Regions from separate parts of the Mus musculus genome. Here region 2 is linked to region 1. The links are chromatin loops, found by intact Hi-C in ENCODE. Cell type or tissue: left cerebral cortex. All regions are shown on one strand.

The links. Peaks named below come from ENCODE experiments on the same cell type or tissue, not always from the same donor. Only the 100,000 strongest peaks of a DNase experiment are listed, where the experiment ranks them.
Region 2: it touches region 1 in a loop (5-fold over the local background); 2 of 42 quality-filtered maps call a loop at or near these places.

The regions. Positions count from the first base shown.
Region 1 is chr1:55,886,952-55,894,951 of GRCm38, forward strand. It overlaps Gm32949 (a long non-coding RNA gene), which reads left to right and starts at 1,731. Exons shown (of 3, transcript XR_373419.4): 1 at 1,731-2,088. In left cerebral cortex, a CTCF peak has its summit at 3,973 (motif pointing right); DNase peaks (open chromatin) are centred at 591, 1,375, 1,878, 2,486 and 6 more places; H3K4me3 peaks cover 4,733 bases; H3K27ac peaks cover 7,110 bases.
Region 2 is chr1:56,895,837-56,903,836 of GRCm38, forward strand. It overlaps Satb2 (special AT-rich sequence binding protein 2), which reads right to left. Exons shown (of 11, transcript NM_139146.2): 4 at 3,155-3,281; 5 at 2,110-2,233. Among named protein-coding and RNA genes, the nearest start is that of Gm51624, 14 kb to the left of the region's middle. In left cerebral cortex, a CTCF peak has its summit at 2,759 (motif pointing left); DNase peaks (open chromatin) are centred at 3,016, 4,542, 5,168 and 6,388; H3K27ac peaks cover 6,389 bases.

The sequences.
Region 1 (8,000 bases):
CGCTTTGTATAGACAGAGTAGTGGATCTTTGTCTGGAGGACTCAGGGTTAATTAGGGCTGAGACCTCTGGATGAAAGAGGACACAAAGATGTAACTGAAGGAAGTTGGAGTCACCTCATGGGTGAGGAAGAACCACAGGCTTGTAAATATTTAGCTGGTTTATTAGGTTTTTTATTTTTTTACTTTTTATTTTTATTTTTTTTTTTACTTTTTTAGGGCTGTCACAGACCAGGTTGCCTGAACAACAGAATGTGTTTTCTTGAAGTTCCACAGAGTGCAAGTCCAAGACTAGGTGTCAGCTGGATGGGATCGTCCCAGGCCTATTGTTAATTTGTAGATGTTCATCTTCTTCCTGTGTCTTCACCGGTCCTTCCATTTCATTGTCTAAACTTTGTCCTCTTATGAGAACACAGGCAGATTGTCTTAGAGTCTATAGGAAAGGCTTCTTTTGATTTACTCACCGCATCACGACAGACTCTATCTTTAATGGAGCTTTTGAGATGGTGAGGTTTAGACTACCAGAGTGTGAATTTTAGGGAGATGCAGTTTCACCCCTAACCCCTTAGCTCCTCCTTGGCCTGAGCTCCTTGTGGGGCTGGAGCTGCCCAGTTTGAGTGAGTGTGTTCATTAACCAGTCCCCGTGGCAGCAAGCGCCAAGTCAGCTCCTATCAGGTGTTGCGCTCTGCATTTGTTGACGGAGTGCATTTCTGCTTTGAAAGGCTCCACATTTCACTCTGCTTGGCTGGCCTGAAATCTTCCACTGCGTGACAGGCAGTAATTAAGTACTGAAAGAAAGGCATAAATACTTCCTTTTAAACATTGACATGACATCCATCTAGTGAAAGGCGTGGACAGAGGCAAGTACAGAGAGTTCAGGAAATGAGAAATTTCTTTGAAATAATTTCATTGAAAATTAACAAGTTGATTATTGCGAAAAAAGATTCCAATTTACACATAATGGCCAATCATCTAGCTTTCCTGGCCTTTGATGATGCCCGGCCTACCCAGTGTGATCTGCTGTTTTACCCCACCATGATGGTTATCAAGGGCTTCTTAGGTTAATTTGCCTTTCAGACTTCAAACCGCTTAAAGATAATACATTTAACTCAATTATAAGCATTCTTCTTATTCACCGTGTAGTTTCTTCTGGCCTGGCCGTTCTGCCTCCATACTTCTCCTTCTTTGCCCAGCCCTCATTTGAGGGGACATTAGCTGAGTTTCTATAATTAGATCGCTCGCACAGGATCTTCATATTGGTACGGAGAACAGGGCAGTTACAAACCCAATCTTCAGGAGTGGCTTGCCTATTTTCAGGGAGAGTCTCTGGCCACATTGAGACAAGTGCTCAGAGGTGGGGCCTGACGACACGACCTTGCTGGAGTGCTAGAAAGCAGACTTTGGGCTGGCCTGTCTAGACTTAAAGGGCCCAGTCTGCAGGCACAGGAGGAGAGAAGAGTCCTCAGCTTGGTGGCTACTTTAAAACTCTTTCCTCCCTTGATGCACGTTTCTGTTTCTCCAGTTATTGGATTGCTGGTTGATTTTGAAATCTCTAGTTCTTTAATCAGTAATGGGGAGGGGGGGACCCAAAAAAACAAACCCCAGAAAGCCCATCAGGCACTAAGTTGCCTTTGGATCTCGCAGAAGCACCCACCCTCCTGCTTCAGTCCCTCTCCCTTCTCACCTTCCAGACCTTTCCTTTCTCTGTCCTCTGGATGTCCCCTTCCCAGGCTACTGTGATAAAGTTCTTCATACTTTTCTCACAAGACTTTTTTTTTTCCTAATCCCTTCTGTTGGCAGGGAATTGACTCATGAATAAATGGATAATAATAACGGCTGACATTTTTGGAGCGCTGACTACTTGGCAGGCAGTAAGCCGGGGATTTGCTCGCATTATCTCGCTTGATCCTCTCAACAGCTTTGTGCTGCAGCCCACTTCACAAAGGAAGAGCTGACACTGGGAGAGTGAAGTGGCCTGTCCTCGGCCACAGAATTCGGAAACAGACGTGGCCCCCCTCTCAAGCACAGGGGAAGGGAAATGGCCTTGGTGTGGAAATCGCAGGACCCCGAGACACACAGAATTGGTAGCAGGTCAAAAAGTTAATGTTGCTTGCTTTCGTTTAAAGGAATGTCAAGTGGCTATTGCAGGGCTAATTTCCCCTGGGCAACCAACGGGCTCAAGCTGCCCACTCTGCCCCTGGGGGCAGTTTTTAGTCTGCTGCACTGGATTACAGCCTCTGTTATACATTGGGGTGGTCCCTGAGCGTGTGCGCATGTGTGTGTGTGTGTGCTCGTGTGTGTCTATACACGTTAGTGCAGGTGCCAGTGGAGGCCAGAAGCTTCAGATCTCCCTGAAACTGTAGGTGCATTCGGCTGTAAGCTGTCTGACATGGTTGCTGAGAAATGAACTTAGACCCTTCTGCAAGAGCAGTATAAGCACGTAAGCCACGCCATCTTTCCCGTCCCTGGCCTAAAGACTTATAAACGTTCCCAAGGGGTGCCAGGGGGCCAAGTGTGGGAAGCACTGTCTGAGATGTGGAGTGGGGTTAAGACACTGTGGTGGTGAAGCAGGGAACAGAGACGCATGCATGGGCTCTTCTGCAACAGAGGTGTGCACGGCACAGAACCTGTTCTGGCTCAGTTGTTGGTGAAGCCAGGTTGGTTGAGCCCTGCTCTGCTTTCTGCATTGGTCTGGCAGGCACACTGCTCTCATTCACTGCCTTAGGAAACAAGTGCTATTTTGGCTCCTTCCTTCCCAGGGTAAGGTTAAAAAAAAGTTGAAGGTTTGGGCCCAGGCTTTCCAGCCTCACCTGGGCCTTGCTCCCTGCTCCCCTTGTTGAGGTTTCCTCTTTTGGGATCAGTGTCTGTCCACCTTGTTTTCTCTTTTCAATTTTTCTCATTTACCACACCTTATTTGTCACTCATATGTCTCCCTGATTAAAATTTTACAAGCCCAATTAAAAACAAAAACAAAAAATATAAATAAAACAAAAAACCATAACTTTTTCTTTCCTTAATCTTTTTTTTAAAATTTTATTTTAGAAAACCAAATACTTGAATGTCTTTTGTGTATTCTTTTAATCGGGAATTTACAAGTTCTTCCTTTATGGACTCCCATTCCCTCCACTACCCTGTTTCGTGTGCCTTTGTTAGGACTAGCTCACCTAATTATTTCTCCTTCTGTATCCTGATCCCCCAGCCTGGGCACAGCACTGCCAGTCTTCCCTTTCTGGTGGATCGCAAAACACTGCAAAGATCTGTAACTCCCCTGTGTGTTTCCATTACTCCATTTGGTGTTTAACTGTACTGAACATATTGAAAGGTTGAAAGAGACAGTACTATTTTGGTTATTTATCTGTTGCCGAATGCACATGAAAAGATGGAGCCTCCTTTCCAACGCTCAGCAACAGCAGCTAGGGCTTCACGGCTTCAGAGCAGTTACAGGATCGACATTTTGTTACCTTTTACTTGTTTGCATAATGTTAAAAACAAAAAACAAAAACCAAAACCCAAAAAACCCGATAACGGTGGTTTCAGTGAAGAGACATTAAGAGGTAAGAGAAAGAAACCCGAGGATAGGAATGAGTTGCAGGGTCAGAGTAGGAAACAAATTCAGGTGTTACCAGTAGAAGTGAAGGGGCCAAAACCCACAAGAAGCAGAGACCTGCACCAAAACGTGTGTACGGAGAAACAGTTCTTTGGGAAGGGGAAACACTCCAAAAAGATAAGAATGCAATAGCGGCAAAGAGAAACTCGGAGACCGAACAAGAAGCTTTCCACGTAACACAGCTGAATATTCAGAGGGACAGAAACCTCAGAGCTGAGCTGTCGGTTCAAAAAAGCTCAGCATCACACTTACAAATAAATACTTACCTGTTTGAAAAACCTGACTGCAGCTGATTCATTCTCCAAATCAGGAAAGCTCTGCAGTTTCAGGTGGAACACAGCAACTACTGAATTCATGGTACCAGAAGATGGCACCATAGTCAACGTTTGCTGGGAAATGGGCTAAAGGCTTGTGTTTCTAGCCACGACTGTAAGGCTCAGCCCAACAGAATGGACCAGAATGGACTTACACGACGGTGTAGACTTTTGTGTTAAGGCTATCATGTAAATGACAACAAAATATTCCAAACCAGTTTGGAAATCCCGGGACGCGGCACAGGGCAGGTGCTTTGGCTTGGTACACCCTCTCTTTACCTAGAGGCTGTGCGGTTTACTCGCTGTGCAATATCAGCATTTGCGAGATTTTTAGTTCATTTCTTCCCTCACATTGGCAAAATATGTTTCCAGCTGATGGGGGCAAATGGCAGACTAATTGCATGACATTTCTAAGTTTGTATTGTTGGAAATCTATAGATATAATTGTGCTGCTCTTATCTGAGGAGGTTAAAGATCTCCTGTCTGCTGGGAGCCCCACCACGATCCCCAGCTGTGGTAGGATCTATTTATCACTGTCGAGATTGAGACGCAAAGCTGGATTTTTATCTCATTCGGAGTAACTCTGAAGCAAACCACGCTTCCCTGTTGAGATTCTTGTATAGAAATACATCTCTCAATTCGTTCTTTCCAGCTTAGACACATTGAACTGAGCAAGTGAAATCTGAGGAATAATTTCTGGACCTAAAAGAGAAATAATGGAGAAAATGTGACACAAACCCTTTCTTTTCTTTTGGCTATGTTCATGTTCTGGGTGCCAGGAGAAAATAGGGGTGAGGTCAGGGTCAGAAAAAAAGAAGAGCACAAAAGACATCATGTTTTTGGTTAATTTAACTTCATATTGAATACTATATTAAGTCAAATTCCCCATTCAGTACAATTCTAAAGATAGATTCTTTTAAAAAATTCACAAACAATATATTTGAAAACAACTTTTAAAAATTACCTAGTAATTAAAGAATATGGATACATCTTTTCAAGGCTTTGGACAAAATTATCAAAAATTGCATTTGGTATCTTTCGAAACAAGTCCAGGTAAGCGTCCCGAATTTCTTGACACAGGCAGGTTCCTTTCATCGAGTCCATTCATGACTCAGGCTTCCCCCAAGGAAAGCCTTGGTACTGTGGGTTAATCATTATTTCAGCAGTGTTTCCTATGCATCTTTCCCATCCCAATGCTGCGGCTCCTGATTCAGCTCTCCCGGGTTCTGTGACAACAGATGCATCGTGAGGCTGCTGCCTACCCGCTGCCCACAAAATGTCCTCTTTATAAACTACTATATTATTTATGAATCAGAAAAGTTTCAAAGAAGGGCCCCATCCGACGACTGCTCACTGATGAATTTACAGCAGAGACTTTTACTCTCATTTTATGAGCTTCTTGGAGAGAAGGGTTAGTGTCTCAGAGTCTGGATCTGTCCCCTGGTTAATATATCTATTTCTCAGCACCATGTACTCACAAGACCTTGTCATACAGACTGCAGTGACCACCCTCAAGAAACAGGTAATAGTGTATACGTGGCACTTGAGAAAAAACAGTAGATTGATAAAAAAAAAAAAAAGAGGGTTTATAAACATTGTGTTCCTGTGCCAGATATTACAAGATCAAATGTGCTTCACTTCACTTTAACTTACTTTCATTAATCTTCTTGGAAAAAAGAAATTTTCTTCTTCTTCTTCTTCTTCTTCTTCTTCTTCTTCTTCTTCTTCTTCTTCTTCTTCTTCTTCTTCAACAACCCAGTAAGTAAAAGGCATGAATGGGAATCTCTTGCAATTGAATTTGACACTTAGGATTGTTGGTTTGAAAGTCAGGTAGGAATAACTGTGGGAAAAAGAATGGCATGCAACTCTACATATTTAAATGTGTTTGATCCCTCTTCTTCGTTCCTCAGATTATTTCCATATTCTAAATAGAAGCAGCTTTCTGGATGTGTGCAGTAGACACAAAGGTAGCTCGCACTGCTGGGCTTTAAGTAGATGTACGAAAAGACAAGACTAAAATCAAACAAAGCAAAAGTTCGCACTAAAACAAGTCTTAAAAAAGGAGCCTTGTTGCGCCTCTTCTGCCACAGAGCCACATGCACTGTGATGGCTGTACCACCATCAAGGGCTCTGACAAGAAACACAGAAAGTGTCATCCACCACAGGTGTTGGGGAGGGGGCTGAAAATGAGTGTGTGTGTGTGTGTGTGTGTGTAGGGAGGGGGAGAGGGAGAGGGAGAGGGAGAGGGAGAGGGAGAGGGAGAGGGAGAGGGAGAGGGAGAGGGAGAGGGAGAGGGACTGGTGGGGGGGGGGAGTGGTGCTTTCGCAATCCTGCCATCAGAAATGTAACATTGCTTGTGAACTAGGTAAACCCTGCACTGTCCCATCCCTAGCTGTGGTCCTCTGTGGTGTCCCTAATACCTCCATGGGAACTGTGAATGCCCCGGCTGCAGTCACTCTGGAGCAGAACCCAGGAAGGCACACTGGTGATACTTGCTTCTTGCTTCTCTTGCTTTGGCATTTTATACAAACAACAACTCCTAGAATGAGAGTTTCTTCCTTGTGGAATAGAAGCATCTAGAAAACATAATTCCAAGAATCTTAGCCCATTAACAAATGAATAGAACTGACCAAATCACGTGGGTAACAGGAAAGAACTGGAAACTTAGGGAGGGCTGTGTTCACTCAAACCCTGGGTTTGTTTTTTTTTTTTCCCCCTGTGGGAGTTTTCCCTGCTTAAGCTGTGTGCTAGTGTCCCTTCCTAGTGATTTCTCCCTGTACGGTGTAGCTGCTGGAATGCACACTTATTGTATATGTCTGTTTCCTAGCCCCAGTGCTGTAGCCTTGGACTAAAATGGGTTGTAATCATTAAGAAATTAACACGTTGGGTAAAGATGTGTTTAAAAGAATTCTAAACAAAGCTAAAGCAGGGCCATTCTTTACCAGAAGTTTTCTCCTTTTTTCCCCCCCTAAAAGTAAATGTTTCAAAATGGAAGCTTTTTAATATACTTGTTGTTAAATTACTATCTTTCCTCCTAAATTGTTGTATGCCTTAAAATGTCCTGAAAAATCATGTATGCTCCTTAAAGATAGAGCAAATATTTACAACTCAGCTTTGGTTCTGACTTGGGGACAATTTAAATACATAGATAGTTTTATAGTATTTATACATTAATATGGCTTTCACATTGGACCTAATTTTATGTAAATGTTATTCAGATTTCAGTCGGGAGTTTTCGAGGAGAGGTTAAAGGGTGTTTCTCCACTCAAATTAAGCAGTGACAAATATTATGACTTTTAAAATTGTTCTAAATGGCTGTGTTTGTTTACTAGGCTTGTGTTTATACGAAACATTTTAACTCTTTAAATGAAACCTAATTTCGTGATGAAAGCTGCAGTCAGAAAGTAGACCTGGGAATCTCATAAATTCAATATTGTGTTCTTTGTAAACCCCCTTTCGTGAGTTTTGTTTAATGAAATAAATAGATTATTACATTTAGAAAAATTAAGGAGAATGAAAATTAATCCAAAGGTTTAGATTATGTCCCCAAATGTCTTACCTTATAAAAATTATCCTGAAGATTTGTGCTGCAAATGTGTTTTTTAGAGAAGTAGTTTTAATGTTTAAGGAGAACATACATTTTCTTAAAATATACATTACAAATAGAGGTAAACAGGCAAAGACTATCTTCGTGTTCAGAAATTACTTCGGAAAATGTTGTTTTGAGGTGAGACAGGGAGAGATCAGTAGTGTCCTGGAAAGCCAAGCCGCTCTTCTGCTATCTGCTATCTTTATGCCTGTGGTCAGGGAAGCGAAGGAGCAAGGCAGGCTCTGGCTGAAACCCTTGCTAAAAATTCAGAACTGCACTTCAGAATCAAGTATTAATAGAATAAACTTAATTTGGTTTCCCACAAGAGCAGCTGCATTTCTATTTAATTATGGGTTTTCAACAGTAGTAATTTTTCCTTGACCTACCCAATCGCAAAAGTCAGGAAATTGCTTCTTTTTAAAAGCTGACAATGGCCCGGTGTGTTTCCAAAGGGGGGAAAAAGACAAATTACAGAAAACCATTAGTTTAAACA
Region 2 (8,000 bases), 1.0 Mb after region 1:
CAAAAAATGATGACTTCTAGTCCCTCATGAGTCAGTCAAAGGATTTAGAATTCCAGAAAAAGGAAGGAACCTAGAGGATTCTAAAAGCTAATAAGAGGCTGGCGTGTGGTACCCATCTGTAATGCCAACACTCAAGGGTTGACAGCAGGATGAGCACCTCATGTTCCAGGCAGCCAGGGATCTTGTCTGAAACAAAGGCAGAGTAACAGCAGAAAACAAGCAAAGGCTGACACCTCCACTCACTCATGGCATGATTTATTAAGAAAAATGCAGAAAGACGGAGGCCTGAGAGCCTCCCTTTCCTCCAAAACGAAAGATAAAATGATTGGATAAACTTCACCCATTCCTGTGGGCATAGTGGGATAGATCTGTGTGAAAAGCCATGTGATTCTCAGAGCTGGGGAGATGCAGATACATAATGTATCTGCTATGAGAGAGAATTTAAAAGTGGTGACTGGCAGCCACTGCACTCGTGGGAATATCCTGGGGGACAGGATTGTGGCTCCTAGCTTCTCTGTACTCTGCTAATGCAAGTGGCAGGCAGTGGGTGACCGTGTCTACTCTTTACTCACTTTCAGAACACACTAAACTCAAGATTATAATGATACTTTTAGAACAGTAAAGGTAAAGATTGTTTTAGAGGTATTATTTGTCACATAAAATTCATGCAGTGTCACTACTAGTGGCCTCTACTATCTTCTCATAGCCCCACTTGTGTGAGAAAGGAGGTTAGCACAACCTAATGAGAGAAAAGAATGAAGCATCACTCAGGGGTTCAAGACCCTGTGTAGGGTGACAGAAGTTGTAAAGAGATGGGTGGTGGTTATACAGCATCAAGAATGGATGCTATACTACTCACCCGCAGACTTTAAAGGGTTAAAAGACTAACCTTCTTTCAGATATTTTACCACAAAAACCCAGACTTCTATCAAGAATCCAGGAACAGTGGAAGGTGCATGGCTTTAGAGTTATATGTCCTCCCTTCCACTTCTGTCACTAAGGCTGGCTATGACTCAGCCCTCTTGACCCTCATAAGAGCCTATGCTGTGCTAAGAGTGAGCAAGCTCTGCTGAGGCAAATGATCAAAACTCTCAAGGACTGAAGTTTTGTAGTCAAAAGCCAGCCGAGAGTAAATGAGACACCAGATGCTGTATTTGTGACACATTCAGGCTGCTTTTGTAGATGTGGTTACTCACAAAAGCATCAGGGGACAAGAGTGGCTATTCCGATTTATGCATGCTTGGAGAGGTGAAATAAAAATAAATAAATACAGACACACAACAACCTATACTTCGCTAGCATCTGGCCAGACAGAACAGCTAAATCATGACTTCCCCTTAAACATGGTCTGCAATTGCTGCCTTTTTATGGACCTCTCCACATTTCTCTTCTGTCTTCAAGGTTTCTTTTTTAAATGATAGGCCATTGCAATGTTCAAGAAAACATATACTATCCACTGAAACCTTTATATAATAGCCAAGCTCCTGCAGGGAAACCGGTTATGACTTAGCTTTAGTACCTTCCCTGGAGTGCTTGTTTCTTATGTTCACAGTCTCTTTTAGTCTCTGAGCACACAAAAGTGAATTGTCATTGTTTCTAATGAAGCATTTTTGTGTGGTAACTTTATTTTAAAACAAAAAAAAAACTTCCACAAACATTATATATAATGTATATTATGTATATTATATATAATGTGTATATTATATACCATATATAAATATAGAAAAGATCAATCTCTAACTATGAAACAGCAAAGAATTACCTACATACCAAGATGTATGGTTAAGCATGGCCAATCCCTCCTGCCGGTGAAGAAAGGCAACCACTTGGAATGTGGACTTTGGAACTAGAGGTCTGGCACAAGGCCTCACCTGCCACTTAACCAGCAGAAGAAGTTTCAACATGAAACTTAAGTGACTCCCTCTATCACCATGACGTATCTACACAATGGGGAAGTTGGTGACTGTGCTTCAAAAATGTCTCATGCATTCTCACTGATTAAAAGCCATTAGAAAGCTTTTCTGGAAATGACAACTTTCATTCTCAGACCAGGGTTCCAGCAGTGCAGTGTATCTGCAGAGAGGACACAGAGAAGACGGAGGCACTGACCTGGGAGAGAGGGCATTCTTTGGCTAATGTGCTCTGGTTCATTTCTTTGAGCAGTTCCTTTAAGGCATTGCGGACGGTGGCGTGGTTCCATTGCTCCGCAGGCAAGTCTTCCAACTTTGAACAACTGCAAAACAGAGGGAGAGTGAGTGACATGAGGCCCTCGCCCATGGCCCTGGCTGCCCAGGACCACACAGCAAATGCTGTGTGGCTTCTGTGTCCTCTGTCAGTGTCTCATCTAGAAGCTTCCCAAGAAAGGGAAGGAGAGCAAGCTGCTGCTTCTGCAGTCTCCAGTGGACCCCAGAAGTGACACAGTACTGTGGTGATGGTCTTCCCTAGCCAAAACTCATTATGGGTATTCCACCAACATCAAGTGTGAAGGCTCACCTTCCCCAGAGAAAAGTAGACAGGACTCTTTATCAGTCACAGAAGAACTTTTGAGAAAGGCCCTGAAGAATTGCTAGCAAAGGGTGGGTTTGGTCAGTCCCTATTAAAGTAAAAATTCTCCAAAAGGAGATCATTGTTTAAAATCCTTACATTGAAGGACAACATTGCTTAAGACACAACTTGCAGACAGTTTACGATAAGAAGGCTACAGCAAATCCCTAGACATTGGGAGGTCCCCCTAGAGGCCATAGGCTTTCACTGACTGACCACCACAAAAAGAAAGACATCTCTAAACAAAACCGTCCCCTCAGCAGACAAACCAGAAGACAGCAGAGGGACCCAATGCTTCAGATGCTATGCCTTAAGCTCCTGAGAAAGCCAAGAGAAGACTCAGAGAGCCTTCGCCTGCCCTGGAGATTTTTAATGATTTATCAGGCAGCCCCTGAGTGAGCAGTTCACTGCCTCTGCAAACAGCGTAAAGCAGTTGGAATGTGGACTATAAAGATGCCTGGTGCCGCATCCCCAGCTCCACACCTCTCTCCCCCTCTCTTCCTTTTACCCACTGTCTAGAAATGAACGGAGCCAAGCTGATATCCACAGTGAATGGATGGTCCATGCAGCCCCTGAGAGAAAGCGGAGACAGCCTTTCAGAAATCCCCACCTTTGTAATTGGATCTTCAGCGTCACAACGTGATAGACATCTTGCAGCATGTCGGCCACAGTCGCATCAGGGGCGTCTGTCACATAACTGAGGGGGAGGGGGTTCCACCTCCCTAGCTTGATTATTCCTGCGCAGGGAAGAAAAGCACAGTAAACATGTATCTGCTATTTATTAAACCCTTCCAGTTGTTCAATGTCAAGAAGGTCATTCAATAGTCAACACTGAGCGCCCACTCTGAGCATTTACAACCCAGTGCAATGAGCTATTGCTTTCTGGCTGACAACTGGGTTAGTGAACTACACAAGAGAGATAAGGAATGAAAGGGATGGGATTTAATCATGGACAATTGGTTCTTTTATGTTTTCCTGTGTCTTAAATTACTTAGAAAACCATACTGATATTTCCTTTCCCCAAAGTCTTGTTTCATAGTCTAACTTAAAACTGATGCTAAATATACAGGGCCACTGATTTCCCAGACCACGACCCCCTCAAATAAGCAAGCTTCATATAAATATAAGACTTGATTTTGAATTGGATTGAAAAATTTTTAAAAAAGACTGCTGTGTGGGCTACACAGTCATATTGTGAATAGGGTACGATTCCTAGGGCACAGTACTTGGAGCCCCTGGAGCAGAGTTCCCTAGCTTTCTGGTTGCAGGTGTCACCTAAGGTGCTTTCAGCTGCCTCTCTGTTTATATTCCTGGGTTCTTTTCCTGGTGTCTGTGGTAAGCCTGGATGTGCTAGCTTAGGCTGCAAAGAATAGCAACTTTGGACGGACGTGAGCTCTACTTCAGGAAGATTCATGGGATACTCAGGCAGTTTGTGGTGAAAGCTAACTTATTCATTCCTTCTATGGGCCCCTCTGGTCCAGAGCGCAGGGTATGCAGAAATTTGATGAAGAAAAATAACAGAACTCATTTCACAAATGACACTGGGTAACAAAACTTTTATTACATGCTATGAAAAATCTGATGGTCCCCATGGGATGTCAGAAAATGTCACATATAAAAATGCTATGTTTTAGAAATAAAAGAAAAATAGCATTTTTATTTTTCCTTTTGACAATACAGGTGAGTCTAAGTACACTGTTCTCTCGGAATACATATATTTTTATCACTGATGAGAGAGAACACCTGTATACCCAAAGGTTCACAAAATGACTCCATAGCTGTGGGGCAAAATTCAGAGGGTTGTGCTGAACTCTCTGATGAGGGCATGTCCTGTCCCAAGTGAGATAAATGAACACGTACTGCCTGACATAATGCTTGAAAACAGGGAAGAAACAGAACAAAAATATTAAAATGATGCACTGTTTCAGTATTAAGACTTAACAATCTGCTGCCGAATATGCTACAGTATAAATAGTGCCTGGCCCCGGCTCCAGCTAAGCAGTGCGGCTCCCATTCAGGGTACCGTATGTCTCCAGTTCTGGCTCCTTAAGTCATCGTTCCCCTGCCAAGAAAAGCTGGGTTGGTTTTTCTTTTTTTTTTTTTTTTTTTTTTTTTTTGGTTTTTTTGTGAGGGATAGTTTCCCTAACATTCCCTCTCACGACAATGAAAAGTGCACAGGATGCGGCTCAGCTCAGAGTAGATGCGAAATGAGCATGCAGGACCCCTGGACAACCACCCTGGAGCAGGCTGAGCTGCTTCCTTCCCTCCTTTTATCTTTTCTGACATTTGCCACATGAAAAGGACACTGCAGAATATGTCCAACCTACTACCTTTCTAAGAAAATCATTGTGCAGCTTCCACTTCCTTTAGAAAAGCTATTGTCGTGATCACCCACAAGTTCAACACAGCTGGCTGTATCCTCCTGGCACAGGTTTTCTACCTTCTGATAAGAGACTAGGAGAAGTGGATGGCAGCGGCTGTGCTCTCTGATTGGCACAGAGGAGAACCCAGGAGTCATTTTGGATGCCCTGACCATGAAGGGAATCAGAAGACTAGGAAGCCTGAAAACTTTCAGGGCCAGTCCTCTGGGACATTCTTCCTGCCGTGAGTCTCTGTACTTTACCCCCTTTTATTTTTTAAGGCACATTATACAGTGTGGGCAGACACAACCAAATATAGTTGTGTGGTTTCATTTATATCAAATCCAAGAACAGCAAGATGGGAACCTATGGGAACAGAATTGAGACAAGCAGGCCAGAGAATTCACTGGGAAGGGCTTGCTTGCTCAGACTAGTGGCTGCACTAGTATAAAATTTGTCAAAACTCATCAAACCAACCTCCTAATATAAATATGTTTATCATATATAAATTACACATGTTGAGCATGGTGGCAAATGCCCATAATTTCAGTAAGTTCACAGACATCCTAGGCCATACAGTGAATCTAAGGCCAGCCTAAGCGATATGGTATGGGGGGTGGGGGGTGGGGGCTCAGTCAGGAGAGTGCCCGCCTTGCAGGCCTTACCACTCACAAAGGCTGGGCATGGTGGTGTGTGTCTATAACACTAGTGCCAGGGCACTGTGACAGGCAGAGGCCTCAGCGTGTGGCCCTTCATCTTAGCTGATCAGTGAGCTCCAGACTCAGTGAGAGATGCTGTCTCAGAAAACAAGGTGAGAGCCATGAAGGGAGACACTCAATGTCTAATGTGCACACATGCACACATACACACATGCACTCTTAACACTTGCACCTCTCTCTCTCTCTCTCTCTCTCTCTCTCTCTCTCTCACACACACACACACACACACACACACACACACGTGTTCACCCAATAAGTAAAAAATAAACCATAATTAAAGAGAGAGGTGTGTTGGAAGTATTAGATTGAAGACAGCTATCTCCATTTAGGTAAATTCACCACCTCAATGAGCCAGGAAGAGACTTGTTTAGGCTGTAACTAGACACGCAGGTGCCTCACAGCATTGAATACCTCCACCCAGAGCATCTGCCCCAAGCTGGTCTCTACAGCTTCAAGGAAACAGAGGGTACATGCTATTCTCTCTGGCCAGGGAGAAAGTACCTGCTTTTCCTTCTCTCTACTATCGAGAGGTCACAGTGTACACTCAACTGTCTACCTCCAGGGCAGAATGGCTAGAGGGGCTCTCTTCAATGTGCCGTCCCTTCAAGCAGGGCTGTCTGCCTAGTGCATTAATCCACTTTGGAAACAGTCTCCTTCCCTGATTACTTAGAATAGCAGTCAAATGTTAATTAAAGAAATCAAACTGGGAAGCCTGGTACCACAGTAAGTCTGAATGAGTGTGGGCTTCCAAAAGAACTGCCACAGATCATTCCTGGCTCCCCCATCTTCTGATCATGTGACTCTAGCAAGTTACTTAGTGTCTCTGTTCCTCAATCCGCTCGTCCATGAAATGGAATTAAAAACACAGAATTCGATTCAAGGAAACTGAGTATTTTACACGTAAAGCCCTTTGTACAAAGCTTTGTCCTAAAGATGGATGGAGATAAGCCTCCAGTTACTCTAGTGCAAGAAGGTAATTAGCAGCGAGTTGGGGGTGAGTTTGTGCAAACCATGATCTGGGGCCAGCTGTCTCCTTTCTCTACACCTCAGTTTTCCTGTCTACAGAGTGGGGATGATAACTATGCCCACTTTTGCATTAGTATGAGGCTTTTAATTAGTAGAGACTGCCAAATGACCAAGGCTCAACAAAAACCAGGAGCAGAACATCTTTGTAAGGTCTGAGTGAGCTCACAACAGCATCTTATTAGCAAAGCTATAGGAGATGATTTTCTCTTGGAAGAGTGCTGGATGAATAGAGGGAACTACCCTAGGGGAAGAAAAAAAAAAAAAAGCCACAACAATCCAAGCAGGAGTGGTTAATTACAAAGTTAGCAAACTCATCCCAGCCTTTGACAGTGAATTTTAAATTTGTCCTAGGCGCTCTAGGGATAGTTCCTGACTCACGGCATTAGGAGAACCTCAATAACTCTGGGGTAAGCGGCAGTATACTGATGTTATTTCTAAAGCCACAATCTAAGCTTTCTAACTCCAGCAAGTAAAAAGGGAACAAACATGACTGAGGTCAGATTTTTTTTCTTCTTTTGACACAGATAGGCATGCGCACATGTCCAGTAAAGCTTATGGTGGAGGATGATCCACTTTCTTGCTCTGAACAGACAGCACACTTTGTCTAGAACACTGATCCCCAAGAGTCACTTCTAGAATCATGAACATTCTTCAGATTTCACCCTGGGACTAGCTCAACTCTAAGCAACCTATCTGAAGTAATCTTTTCTCTGCACAGCTGCACGGAGAGAATCTGTACTTGGCTTGTGAGTCTTATCACAATATCCCTTTACACTGCTTTACGGGTACCAAGTCTTCTTATTGTCTGGGTTTATTTTTGGTTTTGCTTTTCCTGTTTCTTTGTCCATTTTTTGAGACAGGGTCTGACTATGATGTAGCTGAGGCTTGCTCAAACTCAGGATCCTCCTGCTTCAGCCTCATGAATTATAATGAGCTACCACATCCAATGTCTGGTTCTCTCAAGAACCATTCCTTCATCTGTGGGGAGTTTCTATTATATGTGCAAGTGAGCTAAAGGTTAGCAGAAAGTAGCTTGCTTTTTTTTTTCCTCTTTTTTTAATTAGGTATTTTCCTCGTTTACATTTAAAAGAAATTAGTGGATGACAACCATGACTAGGAACTGGGCTTCATTTTGTAAGGTTTGGACAACTGGACCCCTTCTACACTCAGCCCCGATGCTGTAAGTCTGAATTCTCTTGCCAATTCCCAAAAATGAGTCCCTGGAGCAGGGCTAATCTTGTCCTCAGTCATGTGTCAATCAGGGCACTAACATTTATTCTGATGGAAAGTACCAAATGAAACCAAGGAATCACCAGGTTATAAGACCAAAAGGCAGTTCTCTGGGGAAAAT